Linked DNA regions of Homo sapiens: regions 1 and 3 are each linked to region 2. Evidence: chromatin loops called from intact Hi-C (ENCODE). Cell type or tissue: heart left ventricle. All regions are shown on one strand. Each heading gives the region's core, and the rest is flanking DNA. Links, peaks and the distances in the headings are about the cores only. Region 1 has its middle 45 kb from the start of KBTBD2. Region 2 overlaps NT5C3A (5'-nucleotidase, cytosolic IIIA). Region 3 has its middle 42 kb from the start of LINC00997.

Evidence for each region. Hi-C counts contacts between places; a loop is a spot of excess contacts. Peaks named below come from ENCODE experiments on the same cell type or tissue, not always from the same donor. Only the 100,000 strongest peaks of a DNase experiment are listed, where the experiment ranks them.
Region 1: a loop joins it to region 2, with 14 times the contacts of the local background. A loop is called at or near these places in 27 of 110 quality-filtered maps.
Region 3: it touches region 2 in a loop (2.8-fold over the local background); 27 of 110 quality-filtered maps call a loop at or near these places.

The regions. Positions count from the first base shown.
Region 1 is chr7:32,843,060-32,851,279 of GRCh38, reverse strand. No RefSeq gene overlaps it. Among named protein-coding and RNA genes, the nearest start is that of KBTBD2, 45 kb to the left of the region's middle. RefSeq lists enhancers at 5,790-6,289, 6,290-6,791. In heart left ventricle, for the core only: a CTCF peak has its summit at 4,456 (motif pointing left); a DNase peak (open chromatin) is centred at 4,489.
Region 2 is chr7:33,045,795-33,053,590 of GRCh38, reverse strand. The region is part of intron 1 of NT5C3A (5'-nucleotidase, cytosolic IIIA); the gene reads left to right. It also overlaps the pseudogene RN7SL505P. Among named protein-coding and RNA genes, the nearest start is that of NT5C3A, 13 kb to the left of the region's middle. In heart left ventricle, for the core only: a CTCF peak has its summit at 2,669 (motif pointing right); no DNase peak of the experiment used is centred there; H3K4me3 peaks cover 511 bases; H3K27ac peaks cover 517 bases.
Region 3 is chr7:32,796,466-32,804,685 of GRCh38, reverse strand. No RefSeq gene overlaps it. Among named protein-coding and RNA genes, the nearest start is that of LINC00997, 42 kb to the right of the region's middle. In heart left ventricle, for the core only: a CTCF peak has its summit at 4,056 (motif pointing left); a DNase peak (open chromatin) is centred at 4,035.

The DNA.
Region 1 (8,220 bases), core at 1,545-6,544, 200 kb after region 2:
TTGTGTAAGACTGGAATAATCCATATCTTGAATGTTTGGTAGGAATAGCTTATAACACTGGATATGTTGTTTTCTTCAAGGGAAGATTTTAAAAAGTTGTTAATCCAACTTCTTTCTGGGGGATGACTGTTATTTCTAATTTCTATTTCTTCTTGGTTCAGCTCTGTTTTTTCTAGAAATTTAGACATTTTATCAAAGTGTCCAAATTTATTGACAAAGTTTGTTTATAATATCCCCATTACCTGTTTACTCTCTGCAGCTTCTGTAATTTGCCATTCCTTATCTTTTACACCTTCTCTCTTATCTCCTGATTAAGGTTTCAAATAACCAACTGATATGGTTTGGCTGTGTCCTCACCCAAATCTCATCTTGAATTCCCACATGTTGTGAGAGGGACCCTGGTGGGCAGTAATTGAATCATGGAGGCAGGTCTTTCCCATGCTGTTCTCGTGATAGTGAATAAGTCTCATGAGATCTGATGGTTTTATAAGGTGGAGTTTCCCTGCACAAGCTCTCTGTCTGCTGACATCCACGTAAGATGTGACTTCCTCCTCCTTGCCTTCGGCCATGATTGTGAGGCCTCCCCAGCCATGTGGAACTTAAGTCCATTATACCTCTTTTGTAAATTGCGCAGTCTCAAGTATGTCTTTATCAGCAGTGTGAAAAAGGACTAATACACCAACTTTGACTTTGTTGATCTGTTTTCTGTTTCATCAATTTCTGCTCATTATTCCCTTCAAATTGGGGTGGGGGAACTATTCTGTTATTTATATTCCTGATACAGATATTTATTGATTTTTGGCTTAATGAATGCATTTTAGGCTAAAGGCCAAAAAAAAAACTCTAGAACTGCTTTAGTCATATTCCACACACAATTTGTAGCATATAATTGTTCTATTTTTTCTCAAATTTTCATCATAAATTATGAATTAATATTTAAAACTGTTTCATTTGTGCTGATTTCCAACTAAAGGATTTTCAATCCTTAAGATTGTTTTTTCCCCCCCAAAGAATTGCCATTTGGCTCCAGGTATGATCAATTCTTTCCTTTAACAAATATTGGGCACCCACATGTGTCAGGTACTGTTCTAGATGCTTAGGTTACATCTGTAAACAAAATAGGCCAAAAAGTCATGCTTTCTTGGAGCTCATGTTCAAGTTTTTTGTTTTTTTTGGAGGCAGGGGTCTCACTCTGTCACCCAGGCCATAGTGCAGTGGTACAATCATGGCTCATTGCAGCCTCAACCTCCTGGGCTCAAGTGATCCTCTCACCTCAACTTCCCAAGTAGCTGGCAATACAGGCACATACCACCCTGGCTAATTTTTTGTAGAGACAGGGTTTTGTCATGTTGCCCTGGTTGGTCTCAAACTCCTGGGCTCAAGAGATCTGCCTGCCTCTGCCTCCCAAAGTGCTAGGATTAGAGGCATGAGCCACTGTGCCTGGTCAGGAGCTCATGTTCTACTGTCAATTCTTGGAAATGTCCCATATACCTGAATAGAATGTATACTCTTCACTTGTTGGGTGCAGTTCTACATATGACTGTTAAATCAAGTTGCTTTTATTACTCAAATCATGCATTTCCTTACTGATCTTTTTGCTTATTATCTCAATTTCTAAGGAGAGGTATATTAAAATTTCCTGCTGTGATTGTTCCTTTGTCTATTTCTTGTTTCTAATTACTATCCTAAAAGCCATATTCTTTTAAAAGAAACTGATGTTCAAGAAACATGCCCTATTTCACTAAGTTTGTAAAGGATGGATTATGGATTCCAGCGTAGTTGTCTCTATTATGACAATATTAATTGTGCAACTGTTGTCATCTGTTTTCCCTAATATCTACACCCAATAATAACACATCAGTCCCTTCTCATCCTTTGGAAAATCCCTCTTCCCAGACTTTTAATCAAATTACCAGAGTTCCTTGCTCCCTGTTCAGCAGCAAATGTGTCTATGGCTGGTCACCACAGTATCCTGAGCCACACACTGAAATCAGTCAATGAGTCCCGCCCCTGGACAGATGTATGTGTCTTTATCATATTGCCTTCCAATAAATTCATATGGTCACTAGCCATGTCTGAAAGTACCTACCAAGGATATGCTATGAGGTTAATTATTGTTTAGCTGTTTGACACGGATATTTTCCCCTATGATATTTACCTCATCTGATGATGTCCTGCATTTCCTTGTTATTTCTTTTCCATGGCTGGAAAACATAAACTGTCTTTTAGTCCTAAAAACAACTTTTATTGCCATCTGCAATTTACTGCATTGTTGAATAAAGTATGGTTTATTTCAAAACATCATTAAGCAGTACTACTTTCCAGGAACTGTGCTAAGAGGCACTGTGGATTCAGAATGGAGTAAGACATGTTCTTTTTATGAAGAACACAATAGAGTGGGGGAAAAGTCATGTTGATAAATGTGTGCGTGGGAGTTATGGGCACGTGGGCAGTGGGAGGCAATGCACTCAACCAAATGGCAGGCAGTCAGGAAAGACCTCACAGAAGAGGTGACATTTGAGTTGTATCTGAAATACATACTAAGAAAAGCATATTCCAGGAGGGGCAAAAAGCATCTGCAGAGAAGACACATGATTCCTCACACAATAAATTTTCAAAGTGATTTGTATTTTTTCTTTTTGCTGCTATATTCCCATTTCTTCTTGACACTCTAATCAGGGTTTACAAATATGTGGCACCTGCACTGCCACTCTCCCCCTTCTCCCTGCCATTGGCAGCATCCATAACTGAAGACAGAATTCTTTCCTGAAGAGTCTACTCAACACTAGGTGCCATGATTAGAAATAATGTAGAAATTAATAATCACAATTAATAAAGTGTACATGACAGACGCTTGCCATTCCTACTTTGACTGGGTGGAGATGTGGAAATCTTGTTATTCAGAGGTGAAGTAGGGAGGGCAAGTTCTAAAATGTTAGCCCTAGGGCACTAGAATCACTGGGGATTAAAAAAAATTCTAAATCTCAGGCCACACATCTCTAGGGGTGGGAAAAAGGCTTCAGGATTTTTTGAAGCTCCCCAAGTAATTTTAATGTGCAGATAAGTTTGAGAATTACTGCCATATAAGTCTGTTCAAAAAGGTCAAATTTGTTACCTATGTAAAGGGCTCAAGGGATTACCAAATTGTACTCTTCTGGGAAGAGAATTTTCCAGAGCAAGAGCGAGGCCTCCGAATCTGAAGTCTGTTCACTAAGCGGATACCAGAGTGAAGACTTGAGGAGCCTGGCCAAAGAGCAGGATATCAGCAGCAGGGGGCAGAGCCAGAGGTGGCCTGCAGGCATCTTTCTTTCCCAGTTTTCATGACATTATGCCAAATCTACTTAGCAGTGGCCATTTCGTATTTTCATTTCTATTTTTTCAGAAATGCATAAGGACTAAGGGTATCAGAGTAATCAGCATAACAACCAAACGAGCTGAAGTCTGCAAAATTCAACTCCCCCCGCCAAGATATTAAATTTGCCTACAGGAAAAAGGCCCACCAGATACTTAAAAAAATCAACGAAATGATATTATGCTGCATTTAAAAGAACATGCCTATGAAGCAGAATACCATGTAGTGCTACCATTTATTTGAAAGTCATTTTGACAACACTGTGCATACTTATTTAGAGTTTTGGGTTAAAGATAACTGAGTATAGAAAACTATAGAAAACATTGCTTTGAAAGTGGATCCAGTATCAATGTTATCCTAATCTCTTTGAAAAAAAGGAAAACTATCTCTTAATTACACTACAATCAAATCGAGTCTTCAATTCTTATATATTCATTCAGAATTTTAAAATCTCTCTCACGGGAGGAAATGTAAAAGGAAAGTTTTCAAGACCTTTTTGTACCTTAATATCCTTTTCAATTTCTAATGTAAAATGTATTCGTCCTGATAACGATGCTGTGAAATAAAGACCAATTCAGGAATGTAATGAAGTTTAAAAGTAGCTCCTCTTTTTCTGCATTGAGAACAATTTTGTTGATTCAAATTAGAAACTTCTAGTTGGGGGCAGGAGAAAAAGGAGGAAGAAGAAAGAAGCAAGCAATCTGTGACCTAGCGCTGATTATTGGCTGACTTCTAATAAAGGAAGAAGATTCGGATTTGTGGTGCCAAAACAAAAGTAATAAAGTGGAAAATGAATTTTTGCAATCCCCACACATCATTGAATTTATGTATTGTCTTCTAGACAAAGTAATCCTACAAAAGGAAGTTCTATTTCAAGGATTTTCACTCCTTTTCCATCTCTGAACTGAAAAGAAACGAGGTGCAGTTTGCAGCTTCAAAATATGTAAATAATCTATAATTCATATCAGTGTTCCGATTAAAAATTTCCTAATCTGTTCTTTGCTCCTTGCAAGTTTCATTGAAGCAGTGCCCCCTAACAGGCAAAGAAGGTACGTGGTAAAATTCAGCTCCTGGTAGAGTGTCCATCAACCAGCTCTGGTGGGATTGCTGTGAGGAATGGAGCGCCCCCTGGAGGCCAGTCATCCAGCCAGTCTGTACCCACCGATTAGAGCAGAGGCTCTCAAGTATCGTCCCTGGACGAACAGCCTCAACACCACCTGAGAACTGTTAAGAAATCCAAGTTCTGGGGCCCCACCATAGGCCAACTGAAACAGAAACCTCTGTGGTGGGGCCCAGCAATCTACAGGCCTTCCAGGTGATGCTGATGCCTGCTAATTAAAAGAGGAGCTACTTTTAAACTGTATTAGAACACCTCATTCCCCAAAGATGTCAGAATCAAGGTGTCATTGTGTTAAGAAAGTAATTACACAGGAATGAAGAGAGCTGAAATGTCTTTCCTACATAGAGAAAGAACCAAGAAGTTGATGTTTGTATCAAGTAAAAACATTGAGCTACAATTTAGAAAATGTTGATACCAACGTATTTTTTAAATACATTAAAGCAGCTTTTAGCAACCCTTTAATTATTCCCAATATATAGTTTGAATGAATTACTGTGTCCCTTGATGAAAAGGATAAAGGAATGTAAGTGACTCTACCATAAATACAGGAAAAGTTCGGATAATCTCAGTGCCTACCACTACCAACAACAAGACCAGAGTCTACCCCCACTGTTATGATCCCTCCCTCTCTTCTCAGGACTGCCATCTGACTCAAACCAGTTCATGGCTATCTGACTACAAAACGAGGCCGAACTTGATCACAGTCAAGGTGGAAATGAAAATAACAATCAAGAAAAACATTTCCCTCATTTTTCATGATTTTTTTATTTAACATATATAGTACATGTAAACAACTGGCACAAAATTCATAAAAATACAATACTCCTATGCAATATCACTTTATTCCTGATATATACTTTCATTTTCTCATTAATATCACTGGCCTATTTTAACACTATAGTTTTTTTGCCAAGCATTTTTAGAGGCTTATCTTTTTAAAGAAATACGGCCCCAACTTTGTTTTCTAAAATGTCATAGCAATAGCTATTTTGATCGCCTCTTTGCCCATCCTTACTTTCCTCACACTAAAGCAAAAATATTTTTAAATGCTAAAAATATGCAAAATACTGAGCTTTAATGCTGTTTTGTCACACCTATGGAACCTGCTATCACTCTGCATTGCCATCAAAGGTGTGGATGCTCCACAGCACTGGTGCTGTGAGCTGTGGCCACGGCTGCATAGCAGGGACCTTCAGGCCTCTGCTCCAAACTGGCTCTCCTAATATATAGTCACATTTTGCTGGGGGTTACATTCATAAACCCTGCTACAAGAGGATCCTTCTGGAAAAAGCTAATTTATACTACTTGTAATGGTTCCCAGCAAATGAAGCAGTTATAATAGTATTTTTAATGCTTTTTTCCTGTACAGAATTTCTACTTATTACATGTGAACTTATTTGGAAGGAAATTACTGGGGGTGAGAAAAATATAAAATAAATGTAAAAATATAATTTTTAAAAATTGTAGCTGCTGGATGTACACAATCAGCCACACTCAGGTGAGCAACAATCACAGATAAGCAGCGCGCACCTCCCTCTCCCTGCTCATGTCGACTCCCATCCTCAGCCTCAAGTGTCACTGCCCATTTTCCTGGACTGTTGTGCATCATCGCTCAAATGTTGCTTTTAATCCACAAATCACGGGCTGCTTTCCTATTTTCTAAAACTAGCAAAAGCCTAAGAAATAAAAATAGTCAACCAGCAAATGAGAAACAGTGGTCACAAATCTGAAGAACGCTGCCAGAGTCCCTCTCCTGGGCCGCCTCCAGGGAAGGAGCATCCCTAGGAGCTGCGGCTCTGGGCACTGGGGCAGGACTGGGGGGCGCTGCTTCTCTGAGGGCACACTCCTCAGCCTTTGCAGCTGACTCATGTCAGCAAGCTGCTGCTTCCTCGAGACCAGGCCTGCCCTTGGGCTCTGGTAAGAAGGTAGAAAGGGAACAGCGGCTTCCAGGAATGGGCACCAGAAACCATGCCTGAGGACTAAGGTCTGAAGGACAATCCACAATGAGGTTAATCTGCCTGTGGTTAAGAAAGAGAAGCTGTATAATTAAATGTGTAGTCAGTCAGCCATAGTCATGGTTTGCTTAGAATTTAAAACCCTAAAACCTTTTCTCAGAGCTACGAGGTTTCATCGTTTTGAAGAATCTCATTTCACACAAATTAACTTCTAGGAAACAAAAATTCATACAAGGAATTCAAAGAAGGTGTAGAAATTTCTCAAAATAAAAATAAATAGGAAGAAGAAAACTAAAGAGGAGGACGAAATATACTCATTCCTCATACTGAAATGATGATTTTTAGAACCAAAATTATAACATAAGGCTTAAGGCTTTGTCTTAGTAAAGACAGGCAATCTTAAAAGTAAAATATAAAAACTTCATTTATTGTTATTCTTTACATTTTTGACAGGAAAATTAGTCATGTTTTATTGTATCTTAAGAGTAAAAGGAAAATTACCATGTACTACAGTCTACTGTTCCACTATAAGTGATGTCTACTCAAATATACATTAGTTTCTAGATGCACTATATTTGGGGTTGTTCAAAATAGTTTTTCTTAAAACTACAATTAAACATGAAAAAATTTTAAAGTGGTTTAAAGTATTAAAATGTAAACATTTGAATAATGCTAAAAAATAAGAAAAGTACAGTTACCAATAATTTTTTTAAAACCAAGAATAAGTATTTGATAAGCAACTAAATGAGTAAACAGTACTTATTTGACAGAAAATGTTGGGGGGAGGAGGAGAGGAGAGAGAGCGAGAGAGAGAAAGAGACATGATAATGCCACATGGCTGGAAGTTAAGGGAATTTCCTAACCACAAGGCCCAAGAGTTTGGATTAATAATGGGCAGGAAAAGCTTCATTAACAGGAGAACAGAGAACAAAAAGAGCACAAGGAAGCAAAACAGACAGATAGTTCCGCAAAGCAAACACTCCATGTCTGCCCCATCTACTGTAACTCAAGTTGATGACAGGGGCTGACATGACCGAAGAACTTACAATCACTGAAATGTCCAAAAGACAAGAGCAAGAGGCAGAAAAAAGAAGCAAGGGGCATTAATAGTTCTTACACTATAAAATCAGCCCCTACATTGTCAGAATTGTCCTGTATTTTCACGTCATCCTTGTCACAACTCATTGTGTTTTCTTTATATAGATAACTTTGCTCACTTTAGCACAAATATGGAAGTCAAGTACAAGCATATACTCATTTGCATAGCAAATTTTAAAGGGGGCATTGAAATAGTAACCAATTGATAAAGGTATTGTCAGGCCTCTGAGCCCAGGCCAGGCCATCGCATCCCCTGTGACTTGCACATATACATCCATATGGCCTAAAGTAACTGAAGATCCACAAAAGAAGTAAAAACAGCCTTAACTGATGACATTCCACCATTGTGATTTGTTCCTGCCCCACCCTAACTGATCAATGTACTTTGTAATCTCCCCCACCCTTAAGAAGGTTCTTTGTAATTCTCCCCACACTTGAGAATGTACTTTGTGAGATCCACCCCTGCCCACCAGAGAACAACCCCCTTTGATTGTAATTTTCCATTACCTTCCCAAGTCCTATAAAACGGCCCCACCCTTATCTCCCTATGCTGACTCTCTTTTCGGACTCAGCCCACCTGCACCCAGGTGAAATAAACAGCCATGTTGCTCACACAAAGCCTGTTTGGTGGTCTCTTCACATGGACGCGCATGAAATTTGGTGCCGTGACTTGGATCGGGGGACCTCCCTTGGGA
Region 2 (7,796 bases), core at 1-5,000:
CTCCTGGGCTCAAACCGTCTTCCCCCCTCAGCCTCCCAAGTAGCTGGGATTACAGACATGTGCCACCATGCCTGACTAATTTTATTTTTAGAGACAGGGTCTTGTGGCTGGGCACGGTGGCTCACGCCTGTAATCCCAGCACTTTGGGAGGCCAAGGTGGGCAGATCTTGAGGTCAGGAGTTCTGGAGCAGCCTGGCCAACATGGTGAAACCCTGTCTCTACTAAAAATACAAAAATTAGCCAGGCGTGGTGGCACAAACCTGTAATCCCAGCTACTCAGGAGGCTGTGGCAGGAGAATTACTTGAACCCGGGAGGCAGAGGTTGCCGTGAGCCAAAATTACACCATTGCACTCCAGCTCTGGGCAACAGAGCAAGACTCTGTCTCGAAAAAAAACAAAAACAAAAACAGACAGTGTCTTGTTATGTTGCCCAGGCTCATTACATCTTTAGATCCTTTTACTTTCTTCACCTCGGTTACCAATACTAGCCATTGATTGGCGGGCAAGAGGTGGGCATTTTTTCCTACAATACAGCAATTTTTTACAACCTGGCTAAGGCTCCTAAGAGCTGGTTATATAAACCATGACAACTAGAGAAGGATGAAACCTTATTTTGAAATACAGGATCCCATATACTAGTGTTTTACACCAATGGTACTCAAAGAGTGGTCCCAGACCATGGCATCAACATTGAGCAGGAACTTGTTATATATGCGAGTTATCTAGTCCTACTCCAGACAAACAATCAGAAACTTTGAGGTTGGACCCAGCAGTCTGTTTTAACAAGCCTGCAGGTGATTGTGATGTGTGCTAAAGCTTGAGAATCATTTAAGTAAACAATTAAAATTCTTACTACAGCAAAATGCAAATTTTATGTGTAACAAAACTTCCAGGTTACTTGCTCACAAATAATAGAATCGGTGCTGCCAGACAATTACTGTATAAAGAGAGAGTGATGAGGATATAGAAAAATAGGTACTTTCATTTACTTTATTAAAGGCAGTATACATTGGTTAAATGAATGATGGTGCATTTGTATAATAAAATATTGGGCAGCTGTGAAAAAAAAATCTGTATAACTTTTTTTTTTTTTTTTTTTTTTTTTGAGACCGAGTCTCTCTCTGTTGCCCAGGCTGGAGTGTAGTGATGCGATCTTGGCTCACTGCAACCTCTGTCTCCCAGCTTCAAGTGATACTCGTGGTGCCTCAGCCACCTGAGTAGTTGGTATTACAGGCACCTGCTACCACGCCTGGCTAATTTTGTATTTTTAGTAGAGACGAGGTTTCACCATGTTGGCCAAGCTGGTCTCGAACTCCTGACCTCAGGTGATCCACCTGCCTCAGCCTCCCAAAGTGCTTGGATTACAGGTGTGAGCCACTGTACCGGGCTATGTTAACATTTTAAAAAGCTCAAGAAATGGTGACAAGGGGAAAAGGCAAGTTGCAGAACAGTTGTGCTCCCAAAAGAAATACACATGTATATCCTTATGTCATTGGAAATTAAAAAACAAAACAAAACAAAACAAAACAAAAACTTTAGAAGCTGTTTCTAGTTTTACTAATGACAGTGGACTTGGGAGGATGAGACCAGGAAGGGAGACTTCAACTTTTTCATCCTTTAACTTTTTATATTGTTTGACATATCATGAGCATGTATTGCTTTTATATATTTTTTAAATCGGTTTTTTAAAAGCAACAAGATTTTTTAAAGTGTGTTGGGACCACATTGTAGAACATCTCTATTAGTATAAGATATTTGCAATTTATTTGCTAGAGAGGCTTTGGGTATGGTTTTTAAAATAAGTGATACCATCTGGAATGTGTTTTGATACAATTAAACTGATAACTGAGCACGCACTAAATTAATATTATTAGAATCTGGAGGTGGGGAGCAGGAATTAAAATAAGCCTGTATTAAAGATAATGAAGTATTAAACTGTTATGGGAGCAGTAGAAAGAGGAAGACAGAAAAGAGATGGATTGCAGAGGTGAAATCTATAGGACTTTATATTTTTTGCACAGTGTTTTGGATTATCCTTAATGTTCATAGTAGTTTGAATGTTCCTGTGTATTTTATGTTAAATAGTTTCCATATTTACCTCTTTTGTTTGCTTTAAAAATAGTTCAGTTGGCCAGGCGTGGTAGCTAACGCCTATAATCCCAGCACTTTGGGAGGCCGAGGCGGGCGGATCACAAAGTCAGGAGTTCGAGACCACCCTGACCAACATGGTGAAACCCCATCTATACTAAAAATACAAAAATTATCTGGGAGTGGTGGCAGATGCCTGTAATCCCTGCTACCCAAGAGGCTGAGGCAGGAGAATCACTTGAACCCCAGAAGCAGAGGTTGCAGTGAGCCAAGATTGCACCATTGCACTCCAGCCTGGGCAACAGAGTGAGACTCCATCTCAAAAAAAATAAATAAATAAAAAATAAAAATAAAAATAGTTCAGGTATTACATATTTAGAGAGAGTTATTAAAGAGAGAGATATATAAAGAATCTTAAGTCCTATTTTAATCTTTATTCTCTTTTAAATTAGAGGTTGTAGTTTATATCTTCAGCCTAACAACTTGACATGTAATGTCATTAAACCATACCTGATAGGTTTTTTTTCTCTCCTTAAAAACAGCAGTAGGGAAATCTATACAATTCAGTTTTTCCATCAGCAGGTGGCAGACTTCTCTGGCCATTGTGACACACTGCTATTCTATATCAAATTATCTTTCTTGTGTTACGCACTTTTATGTTAACTCTCAGAGTTGCTTAAACCATTAATCTATACAATTTAAACCAAGTAAGACAACTTTCTGCCATTATAGACTTAAATGCCATTTTGTCATTTTTTTCATATATGTTGTTTATCTTCCTCATTTTCAAGGTGCTGATAGATTACAAAGTAGTTTAGCAGTTCATTAAAGAGTTGCTTCATTTGTTTGCCAAGTTCCTTCTTGTAATTAGGTGGAAGTAGAGAGCCAGTGCTTGCAAGATCCTTCCTGTCCCCATTCTGTCTTCTCTACTGCCTTGTCAGAAGGCATAGCCTTCTCCTTTGCCTTATCTCCGATATCATTAGTTAGGCAGACTTTTCCCAGTGAAAAAGATCAGTTTTTCAGTCTATCTGGATTTCTCTGTCAAATGGTTAGGGTTCTAAGGGAACAAGTTGCTAGATAAAATTCAGTGAGACAGGAAAAAGTTGAGAACCCAAGCATTATATACAGCATAGCAAAATGTTGCAAAATAGAAACTTACTATAGTCGGCTTAAGAAAAAAGGAGGCTTCACTGGGACTAGAACTAGAAAGCAGTTAGAAACTGACTCCCATTTGGGTTAATTTGGCACTGTGCTATTGTTTGGTAACTAGGGAAAAACTAAAATTTAGAGGTGCCTACGTTGACCAAGTATACTCTACGCATTTATTTAGTCCTTAAAACACAGTCTAGCTGTAGTTACTTTCCTAATTTTCTGTTAACTCACTTAGGAAATAGCTAGTTAAGTAGCACAGTCAGCATTCGTTTGATTCTTGTACTCTGAAGCTTTTGGATAAAGTTTCCCTGTTTGGGTAATTTAAGCAGGTGTACATTTGTTGCCAATTTTTATGTAATTTTTTTTTTTTTTTTTTTTTTTGAGATGGAGTCTCCCTCTGTCGCCCAGGCTGGAGTGCAGTGGTGCGATCTTGGCTCACTGCAAGCTCCATCTCCCGGGTTCACGCCATTCTCTCGCCTCAGCCTCCCAAATAGCTGGGACTACAGTCACCTGCCACCACGCCTGGCTAATTTTTTTGTATTTTTAGTAGAGACGGGGTTTCACCGTGTTAGCCAGGATGGTCTCGATCTCCTGACCTTGTGATCTGCCTGTCTCGGTCTCCCAAAGTGCTGGGATTACAGCCGTGAGCCACTGTGCCCGGCCTGTTGTCAATTTTTAAAATTTTGATGTCTTTCTAAGCTAGATAAATAGAATAAAAATTCTATTTTGTGTACAATATGTACATAAAAGAGATTTTGTCACATGTTCCTAATTTTGGTAAGATAGGAAACTCTAGTGTTCCATAATTTTTATTCTGTAATTCTTTGTGTGTGGCTTATTTAGTAATGATATACAGTATCTTTTTCCTTTAACAAGTTATAGAATCTATGGCTTGAACAGAAGACAATCTTGTAAGGGAATGGGGTGGTCTTTGAAAGTTTAGTAGTTGGTAAGTCCTTGGTTCAAATCTCAGCTCTGCCACATTTTAATGGTTTATCCTTGGACAAGATACTAAACTTTTCTAAGCTTCAATTTCCAGTTATCTAGAATGGGGATGATTCACCTAAATACTCTTATGCCTTGTTTACTTCAGGGTATTATATTAAGAATGTATTTTGACTTTGTCAGGCAATGTTGCTATAAGGCCTAATAATAATAATTAATAAAGAATATGTTCTTAGTGTTTGTATTTTATTTCACTTGATGTTTTAAAGTAATTATATTTTGGAGAATTCTAACAGTATACTATTCTAAGTGCCTTCCTGGATTAAGATTGAAAAAGAGATGATATACATAAAGTTGTAAACAGTGCTTACCACGTAGTAGTTATTCAATACATATTGTCCTATCTTCTCCCTTCTGTTAATAAAGCTAATTTTGTTCAACTTACTTTTAGACATGATACTCTCTTAAAGTAGATTTAATTATGTAATGCATTAAAAAATTATCTCTAAACAATATTCCATTTGAGCCCTCAGATTTGGAGATAGCAGAATGTTTGGTGATGTCATACATCTTTCTTAAAGTTTAAAAAGATGGGATATGGGGAGATATCCAGCATTATGCCAAATTTTGAGCAACAATTTGTAACCTGAGCACTTAGCACTGTAGAAAACAGGGCCTGATCCCCTGAATGCCTGCCATAATCATTGGAGATGATTAAAGTGACCCGGGGGTCTTGGAGGCATTGCATATATAATTATTTAATTTTGAGCTACTGAAATTTAATTTGGCTAAAACTATGCAAGAAACATAAGTTACTATAGATAATAAAGCTTTCATATATGTTTTACCCACTTTTGAATCCCCTCTAGTACACTTATAGCAAGCATAGATCGATCATGTGATTCACTATAGATTTCAGAAAACTAACTTATGAGGTCCACATTCATGGGTTTCCAGTCATGTGACCTAACTTTAAAGAAGTCTTAATAATTGGACTCATGAGTACCTGAATTATGATCCAGCTTTTTATAAGGAATTTGTTTATTTTAAACTATTTACCAGGCCGGGCAAGGTGGCTCATACCTGTAATCCCAGCACGTTGGGAGGTGGAGGCAGGAGGATCACCTGAGCCTAAGAGTTAGAGACCAGCCTGGGCAAAATAAGGGGACCTCATCTCTACTAAAAATCAAATACATCAAAAAAAAACCACACACACACACACACACACAAATCAAATGTATCAATACTATAAATGAAGACGCCATTTATGGTATTATCTTACATCCTGTTTTCTTGGACCTGACCTACCTATTGCAACATAAATGTCATTTCCTCTAAAAGTTTATTTAAATACAGAATTTAATCCTATTTAAGTAAGAAATCAAAAGACACACACACACACACACACATACACATATAAAAGCCAGGTGTGGTGGCACATGCCTATAGTTCCAGCTACTTGAGAGGCTGAGGCAGGAGGATCACTTGACCCCAGAAGGTTGAGGCTGGTAAGCTAAGATCATACCACTGCACTCCAGTCTGGGTGATAGAGTGAGACCCTGTCTCAAATAAATAAATAATTTATCTATTTTATTTTGTATTGATTCTTTTTATATCATACAATACACGTTGATATAAAAGTGAATCTAGATGAGCAAAAGAAATCTATAATTTTCACCACCTTAAAAGACCCCCGTTTTAGTAAGTGTACTTCCTTTATTTTTCTATGTATATAATTAAGTATAATTTTTTTACCCAAATGAAGTCATTCTGTAATGTTTTAAATCAAGATTGTTTACTTAATTTGTTTATAAATTTATACTTATATTTTCATAACTATATTGTATTTATGCTATTATATCACATGGATATCATAACTATTTAAAAATGTATTTAATTGATGCATAGTATTCAACTCAAGTTATCACCCGCCAGTCCTTCATATGATTTCAGATAATTTTGCTACTAGTTACTATTAATTCATGAATTTAAATCTCAAAATAATTTTGTTTATTGTTCTCTTGCCTTAGTATTTACTTAATGTGTTTATGTGGCACAGTAAGAAGGAAGGGTAGTAAGTTAAATCTTAACTTTTTACTCCTCATTTAGATGTACTCGATATAGTGCACCAATAATAAAAGCTTAAATTGCATTACCTTTTTGCCATTTTTAATTTAACTTATAACAAAATAGTGATCTTAAACAATATTGTTTGTTTCTTTTTAAGGGCAGGAATACCAATTGTGAGATGTAGAAGGAGTCCAAAATTAAAACAGAAAGCTTTTCATCTTGTTTCATTTCAATCATAGAGATTCAGCTATAATAAAATAAAAAGATTCGGGAGGCTGAGGTGAGAGGATCGCTTGAGCATAGGAGTTCAAGACCAACCTACTACACCCCATAGCAAGACCCGACTCTTAAAAAAAAAAAAAAAAGAAGCCAGGTGTGGCAGGGTGCACCTGTGGTCCCCACTACTCCAGAGGCTAAGGCAGTAGAATTGTTTGAACCCGGGAAGCAGAGGCTGCAGTGAGCCAAGATTGCACCACTGCACTCCAGCTTGGGCGACAGAATGAGACTCCATCTCCAAAAAAAAAAAAAAAGTCAGTGCTAAGCATCTTGAAATATTCAAACATATGGCATTTGAAAGGAGAGCCAGGAAAGACTCCCTTCATTTATGTTATTGTCTTACATCCTATTTTCTTGAACCTGACCTACCTATTGTAACATCAGTGTCATTTCTGCTAAAAGTTTAAAACAGAATTTAATGCTTTTTAAGTAAGAAAGTAAAAAAGATATAGTTCATGTTCAACAATTTTACTTGAGTTTTTGAAAATTAAATTACTTGATCTAGATTTTTGCAATTTTTTTTTTTTTGAGACAACCTCCCCCTGTCACACAGGCTGAAGTGCAGTGGCATGATTGTACTGCAGCCTCTACCTTCTGGGCTGAAGTGATCCTTCCACCTCAGCCTCCTGAGAAGTTGGGGCTACAGGCACATGCCACCACACTTGGCTAATTTTTTAACATTTTTTGTGGATACAGGGCCTCTGTATGTTGCCCAGGCTGGTCTCAAACTCCTGGGCTCAAGCAATCCTTCTACCTCGACTTCCCAAGGTGCTGGGATTACAGATGTGAGCCTCAGCCCCAGGCCTAGATTTTTGCAAAGTTTAAGAAATACATTGAGATGGGAACCATAGGTTCTCATCAGTTTGCATATACATATGTCTGTAAATTCATAAGGCTGCAATCAGTCTCACTCACAGTCATCTACTAGGATAAGTTTTTGCAGTGATCTTAAATGATAAAAAACATGAGGCTGGGCGTACTGGCCTAGCGCCTATGGTCCCTGGGAGGTTGAGGTGAAAGGATCACTTGAGCCCAGGAGTTCCAAGCTTTAGTGTGCTGTGCCAATCAAGTGTCTGCACTAAGTTCGGCATCAATATAGGAACCTCCTGGGAGCAGGGGACCACCAGGTTGCCTGAGGAGGGGTGAACTAGCCCTGGTTGAAAACAGAGCAGGTCCATACTCCTAAGCTGATCAGTGGTGGGGTCATGCCTGTGAATAGCCACCGTACTACAGCCTGGGCAACATAATGAGACCCTGTCTCTATG
Region 3 (8,220 bases), core at 1,458-6,457, 250 kb after region 2:
ACCCCGTCTGTACTAAAAAAAAAAAAAAAAAATTAGCCACGCATGGTGGCACAGGTCTGTGGTCTCAGCAACTTGGGAGGATGAGGCAGGAAAATTGCTTGAACCTCAGAGGCAGAGGTTGCAGTGAGCTGGGATCACACCACTGTATTCCAGCCTGAGTGGCAGAGCAAGACTCTGTCTCAAAAAAAAAAATTGTATTTTTGCCAGTTTGTTTTGGGGATAGATTCCTAGAAGCAGAATTGCTGGTCAAAGGGCGTATGCATTAGTAATTTTACCAAATTCTGCCCAATCCTCCACAACCACCATAGTAAGAGGGTAATTTACAGGACCATCAGCAATGTGAGCATGCCTGTTTACCCATCAGCAGTCATGTCAAACTTTCTAATTTTTGCCAATTTAATATGTGAGAAAGAGAATCTGTGATTTTATTTTTTTACATTTCTGTTAGTATGAATGAGATAAGCATATTTTCATATGATAAAGAATCATTTGAATTTCTTTTCCTGTTTATTGTTCATCCTACAAGCTCATTTTCCTAAGGTTTGGGTTCTTTTATTATTATCTGTTTATTTTACTTATTTATTTTTGAGATGGGGGTCTCGCTATGTTGCATAGGATGGTCTTAAACTCCTGGCCTCAAGTGATCCTCCCACTTCAGTCTCCTGAGTAGCTGGGATTACAGGCTTAAGCCATCATGCCCAGCTTTTTATTTGTAAAGGTTGTTTATATATTAGAGATACTAACACTAGGAGTACCTTTGCCCATTTTGTCATTTGTCTGTTTACTTTGCCTGTGATGTCTTGTTACTTGCAAATGCTTAATTTTTGGTAAGCAAAATTATACTTCTGGAATTTGAGCCACAGTTAGGAAAGTTTTCCCTACTCCCTGGTTATAGAGGAAATCACCTATGTTTCTTTGAAATGGTTTGGCTCTGTGTCCCCACCCAAATCTTATCTCAAATTGTAATCCCCATGTGTTAAGGGAGGGATCTGGTGGGAGGTGACTGGATCATGGGGCAGTTTCCCCCATGCTGTTCTCATGATAGTGAGAGAGTTCTCATGAGGTCTGATGGTTTTAAAGCATGGGACTTCCCCATTGCTCATGTTCCCTCTCTCCTGCTGCCATATAAGTTGTGCCTTGCTTCCCCTTTGCCTTCCACCATGATTGTAAGTTTCCTGAGAGAGCCTCCCAGCCATGCAGAACTTTGAGTCAATTAAACCTCTTTTGTTTATAAATTATCCAGTCTCAGGTAGTATCTTTATAGCAGTGTGAGAACTGCTGAGAATTGGTAGTGGGGCACTGCTATAAAGATAACTTGAAAATGTGGAAGTGACTTTGGAACTGGGCAATGGGCAGAGGTTGGAACAGTTTGGAGGGCTTAGAAGAAGACAGGAAGATATAGGAAAGTTTGGAACTTCCTAGAGATTTGTTGAATGTTTTTGACCAAAATGCTGACAGTGACATGGACAATGAAGTCCAAGATGAGGTGGTCTCAGATGGAGAAGAGGAACTGGAGCAAAGGTCATTCTTGTTATATTTTAGCAAAGAGACATTGACATTTTGTCCCTGCCCTAGAGATCTGCAGAATTTTGAAGTACAGAGAGATGATTTAGTGTATCTGTCTGAAGAAATTTCTAAGTAGCAAAGCATTCAAGAGGTGTCCTGGCTTATTCTGAAAGCATTCCACTATACGTTCACAAATAGATGGTTTGAAATTGAAACTTAAGTTTAAAAGGGAAGCAAAGCATAGGTTTGGAAAATTCACAGGAAGCAGAAATTTGGAAAATTTGCAGCCTGACCATATGGAAGAAAAGAAAAACCCATTTTCTGGGGAGGAACTCAAGTGAGCTGCTGAAGTTTGCACAAGTAACAAGCAGTCAACTGTTAATAGCCAAGACAATGGGGAAAATGTCTCCAGGGCATATCAAAGACCTTCATGGAAGCCGTTTTCATCACAGGCCTGGAGGCCTAGGAGGGAAAAATGGTTTCATGGGCCAGGCCCAGGGCCCCACTGCTCTGTGCAGCTTCAGGACTTGGTGCCTTGTTTCCCGCCTGCTCTAGCTTGAGCTGTGGCTAAAAGGGGCCAAGCTAAAGCTTAGATTGTTGCTTCAGAGGGTGTAAGCCCCATGATTTGGAAGCTTCTATGTGGTGTTGGGCCTGTGGGTGTGAAGACAAGAGATGAGCTTTGGGAACTTCTGCCTAGATTTCAGAGGGTGTATGGAAATACCTGGATGTCCAGGCAGAAGTCTGCTGCAGAGGCAGAGCCCTCATGGAGAACCTCTCCTAAGGCAGTGTGGAAGGCAAATGTGGGGCTGGAGCCCCCATACAGACTCCCCACTGGGGCACTGTCTAGTGGAGCTGAGAAGAGGGCCACTGTCGTTCAGACCCCAGAATGGTAGTTTGCACCATGAACCTGGAAAAGCCACTCAACATCAGCCCATGAGAACAGCTGCAGGGCTGTACTCTGCAGAGCCACAGGGGCAGGGCTGCCCAAGGCCATGGGAGCCCACCCCTTGCATCAGCATGCCCTCGATGTGAGACATGAAGTCAAAGGATATTTTGGAGCTTGAAGATTTAATGAGTGCCCTATTGGGTTTCGGATGTGCATGGGGCCTGTGGCCCCTTTGTTTTAGCCAGTTTGACCAATTTGGAATGGGAACATTTACCTAATGCCTTTACCCCCATTGAATCTTGGAAGTAACTAACTTATTGATTTTACAGGTTCATAGGTGGAAGGGACTTGCCTTGTCTAAGATGAGACTTTGAACTTGGACTTTTGAGTTAATGGTGGAATGAGTAAGACTTTGGGAGACTGTTGAGAAGGTATAATTGATTTTGAAATGTGAAAAGGTTGTCAGATTTGGGAGGGGCCAGGGCAGAATGATATGGTTTGGCTCTGTGTCCCCACCCAAATCTCATCTCAAATTGTAATCCCCATGTGTCAAGGAAGGGAACTGGGAGATGATTGGATCATGGGGGTTGTTTCTCCTATGTTGTCCTCATGATAGTGAGGGAGTTTGCCTGAGATCTAATGGTTTTAAAGTATGACAGTTCCACTTCACTCTCTCTCCCTTTCTCCTGCCACCATGTAAGATGTGCCTTGCTTCTCTTTCATCTTCTGCCATGATTGTAAGTTTCCTGAGGCCTCCCAGCCATTCAGAACTGTGAATCAAGCTTCTTTTGTTTATAAATTACCTAGTCTCTTGTAGTATCTTTATAGCAGTGTGAGAACAGACTAATACATTATTCTATGAACTTATATATCTACAATTGTTCAAGCACCATTTTTGAAAAGACTATCCTCTCCCTGTTGAATACTTTTATTAAAAATATTGACTATATGTAGGGTCCAGCCCCACGGGGTCTGTGGGTTTTTCTCCCCGTGTGCAGAGATGAGAGATTGTAGAAATAAAGACACAAAACAAAGAGATAAAAGAAAGGACAGCTGGGCCCGGGGGACCACTACCACCAAGAGGCGGAGACCAGTAGTGGCCCCAAATGCCAGGCTGCGCTGATATTTATTGGATACAAGACAAAGGGGCAGGGTAAGGAGTGTGAGCCATCTCCAATGATAGGGAAGGTCATGTGGGTCACATGTCCACTGGACAGGGGACCCTTCCCTGCCTGGCAGCCGAAGAGGCAGAGAGAGAGAGAGAGAGAGAGAGACAGCTTATGCCACTATTTCTGCATATCAGACACTTTTAGCACTTTCACTAATTTTGCTACTGTTATCTAAAAGGCAGAGCCAGGTGTACAGGATGGAACATGAAAGTGGACTAAGGAGCATGACCACTGAAGCACAGCATCACAGGGAGATGGTTAGGCCTCCAGATAACTGCTGGTGGGCCTGACATCAGTCAGGCCCTCCACAAGAGGTGGAGGATTAGAGCCTTCTCTAAACTCTCCTGGGGAAAGGGAGACTCCCTTTCCTGGTCTGCTAAGTAGCTAGTGTTTTAACTTGACACTGACGCTACTGCTAGACCACGGTCTGCTTGGCAACAGGTGTCTTCCCAGACGCTGGCGTTACTGCTAGACCAAGGAGCCCTCTGGTGGCCCTGTCCGGGCATAACAGAGGCTCGCACTCTTGTCTTCTGGTCACTTCTCACTATGTCCCCTCAGCTCCTATCTCTGTATGGCCTGGTTTTTCCTAGGTTATGATTATAAAGCGAGGATTATTATAATATTGGAATAAAGAGTAATTGCTACAAACTAATGATTAATGATATTCATATATAATCATGTCTATGATCTAGATCTAGTATAACTCTTGTTGTTTTATATATTTTATTATATTGGAGCGGCTCGTGCCCTCGGTCTCTTGCCTTGGCATCTAGGTGGCTTGACACCCACAACTATACAGGCCAGGCGCTGTGGTTCACGTCTGTAATCCCAGCACTTTGGGAGGCAGAGGCAGGCGGATCACTTGTGGTCAGGAGTTTGAGACCAGCCCAGCCAACATGGTGAAACCCTGTCTCTACTAAAAATACAAAAATTAGCTGGGTGTTCACACTTGTAATCCCAGCTACTTGGGGGACTGAGGCAGGAGAATCACTTGAACCTGGGAGGCAGAGGATTCAGTGAGCCAAGATCACACCACTGGACTCCAGCCTGTGCAGCAGAGCAAGACTCCATCTCAAAAAAAAAAAAAAAAAAAAAAAAAAAAAAAATATATATATATATATATATATATATATATATATATATATATGGACTATACATGTGTATGTGAGGATCTTTCTGGATTCAATTATATCCCATTGATCTATGTCTATCCTTATGCAGTACCATGTTATCTTTATTATAATAAAATTTTGAAATAGTTTAGAGTAAGTCTCCTTTGTTCTTTTTGTAAAAATTGTTTTGACTATTGTAGGACCTTTGCTTTTCCACATAAACGTTATAATCAGCCCATCCATTTCTGCAAAAAAAGGAAAAAAAACATAGTGGTGGTTTGATAACAATTGCATTGAATCTGCAGACCAATTTGGAGAGAATTACCAACTTACCAATATCAACTCCTCCAAACTATGAACATGGTATATTTCTCTCTTCAGATCTTTTTAAATCTCTCTCAGCAATGTTATATAGTGTACAGTTCTTATACATCTCTTGTTGAATTTATTGCTAAATGGTTTTCTTTAATGACACTGTTAATTTTTTTATGGCTGGGCACAGTAACATAATCCCAGCCCTTTGGGAGATCAAAGTGGGCAAATTGCTTGAGCCCAGGAGTTTGAGACCAGCCTGGGCAACATGACAAAACCCCATCTCTACAAAAAATATGAAAATTAGCCGGGCATGGTAGCTTGTGCCTGCAGTCTCAGGTACTCAGGAGGCTGCAGTGGGAGGACTGATTGAGACTGGGAGGTTGAGGCTGCAGTTAACCATGATGGCACCACTGCACTCCAGCTTGGGTGACAGAGTGAGACCTTACCTCAAAAAAAAAATGTTTTTTAATAGTTGATAGTACATACAATGCAGTTGTTTATTGACTTTTTTTTTTTTTTTCAGAGATGAGGTCTTGCTCTGTTGCCCAGGCTAGCCTTGAACTACAGGGCTTAAGTGACCCTCCCACGTCAGCCACCTCAGTAGCTGGGACTGCAGGCATGAGCCACCAAGCTTGGCTTATATTGGTCTTTATCTTGTAATCCGGCTACGTTATTATTTCTAGAGTTTTTGTTTTGTTTTTTGAGACTCCTTCAAAGCCATATGCCTTTTCATTTTTCCTTAAACTATTGAGGGTTAAATTTTTTCTTTTCCTTGTCTTATTGCCTCAGTTAGGACTTCCAGTACAATTGTGAATAGAGGTGGTGAAAGCTGACATCTTTGTTTAGCTCCTGATGGTAGGGGGAAAGTTTTCCATCTTTCACTATTATACATATTAGCTGTAGATTTTTCATAGATGTTCCTCATCAGGTTGAGGAAGTTTCTTTCTCTTCCTAATTTGGTGAGTTTTAATCATAAATGGGTCCTCTAATTTGTCAAATAATTTTTCTATGTATTAGTCCATTTTCACACTGCTATTAAGAGCTACCTGAGAGTGGGCAGTTTATAAAGAAAAGATGTTTAATTGACTCACAGTTCCACATGGCTGGAGAGGCCTCAGGAAACTTACAATTATGGCAGAAGGCAAAGGAGAAACAAGCCATATCTTACATGGCGACGAGAGAGAGAGAAGAGAGAGAGGAGAGAGACAAAGGAGAGAAGGAGAGAGAGAGAGAGCAAGTGCAAAGGGGGATGTGCCACACTTTTAAACCATCATATCTAGTGAGAACTCACTATCACAAGAACAGCATGGAGAACTGCCCCCATGATCCAGTCACCTCCCACCAGTTCCCTACCCTAACATGTGCGGACTAAAAATTCCACATGAGGCCGGGCGCAGTGGCTCATGCCGGTAATCCCAGCACTTTGGGAGGCCGAGGCGAGCGAATCACCTGAGATCGGGAGTTGGAGACCAGCCTGACCAACATGGTGAAACCCTGTTTCTACTAAAATACAAAAAATTATCCAGGTGCACAGGCGTGGTGGCGCACGCCTGTAGTCCCAGCTACTAGGGAGGCTGAGGCAGGACAATAGCTTGAACCCGGGAGGCGGAGGGTGCAGTGAGCCGACATCACCCCACTGCACTCCAGCCTGGTGACAGAGCAAGACTCTGTATATATATATAAAAAAAAATTCCACATGCGATTTTGGTGGGGACACAGAGCCAAACCATATCAGTATCTATTGGCACAGTCCTATGGTTTTTGTCCTTTATTCTGTTAGTATGGTATGTGATTTTCTGATATTAAAGCAATCTTTTATTTATGAGATAAACTCTACTTGTTTATATCATTTTTATATGTTGGGAAGTTTTTTTTTTTTTTTAATTCCAACTCATTTGATGGTTATTTGACAAATCCTTTCTCCATGGTGTCAGAGACATTTCAGTACTAATTAGAATTCCAAAATAGTTGCCTGAATGACTTTACTGAAATTAAATTTTTCTTCATGACCTATACACTCCTTTACATAGGTTTTGTTCAGTTCTGTGCTTGTTATGTGCCACACACTTTTAGGTGTTGAAGATAAAGAGATAAATAGGGTAGACACAAGCCCTTGCCCTCACAGCAGTGAAGACAATCAAAATGACTAATACAGTTGGGTGTTAAGTAATATGAGGTGCATTTGAAATTTAAACAAAAGGAACCAAGATAGAATTTTTGTTAAAGCCTCCTGGAGGAAGTTACATGAGGTGTAAATTGAACTTAACCAGGGTTACCATATCATTTACCATCCAAACAGGCACACTTTTGAGAGTGATAGTGAAAACAAGCATAAACTAGGATGTATGGTTACCTAAGATTTAACCAGTCCATGGGGAATGGTGCTTAAGGCAGAAAAAACTGTATGAAAAGAAGGCCCATTAAAGTAACTAAAACATTCAATTTGGTCAGTTTGTAAATTGTGAAGAAGGAAATTAGTCCAGAAAAGCAAGCAAAGACCAGATTCAAAAGGCCTTATAAATCAGAAAATAACCTGGATTTTATTTCAAGGGTAATAAATGTTCTAAACAAAAGCATGACATTAAAATTGTATTGAAAAATATCTGATTGCAGTGTGGAGAAAATGTGAGCAAAGAACTGCACCAAAGAGATCATCTGGGGAGGGAACGGAGAGTGGTATGGGGTTTTGGGGGTCATGAAAATGTTACACAATGGATTGATAGGTGCACAACTCTGTGAATACTCTAAAGATCAATGGATTGTACATGTTAAATGGGTGAAATGTATGGAATGTGAATTATAGCTCGATAATGCAGTTAATTTTGAAAAACGGATCACTTAGAAATTTATTAAATTCTCCAGGTGACAGATGATAGGGGCTCGATTCATGTGTTAGAAGTGAGGATGAATTCAAGAGATTTGAGAACCTACCAGGCCTTGTGACGGACAGAATTCATGGAGGTGAGGAAGAGGGAAGAGTCGAAGTTGACTTTCAAGTTTCTACCTTAGAAAGCCAGTGGGGGATGGTGCCACTTACTGAACCTGAACCACAGGCAGGTGTGGGGTAGATAAGAGCCAGAGGTTCTTCAGACATGTTAAATTTGAGACCTTTGAGATATCCAAGGTGGATATCCAAGGCAGACTCTCAGGTAATGGTCTGGGCGGTGATTCACTGTAATGAACAAGACTGCCTACGGCATGTATGAATAGAGGAAGGCCAAGATCTGAGATG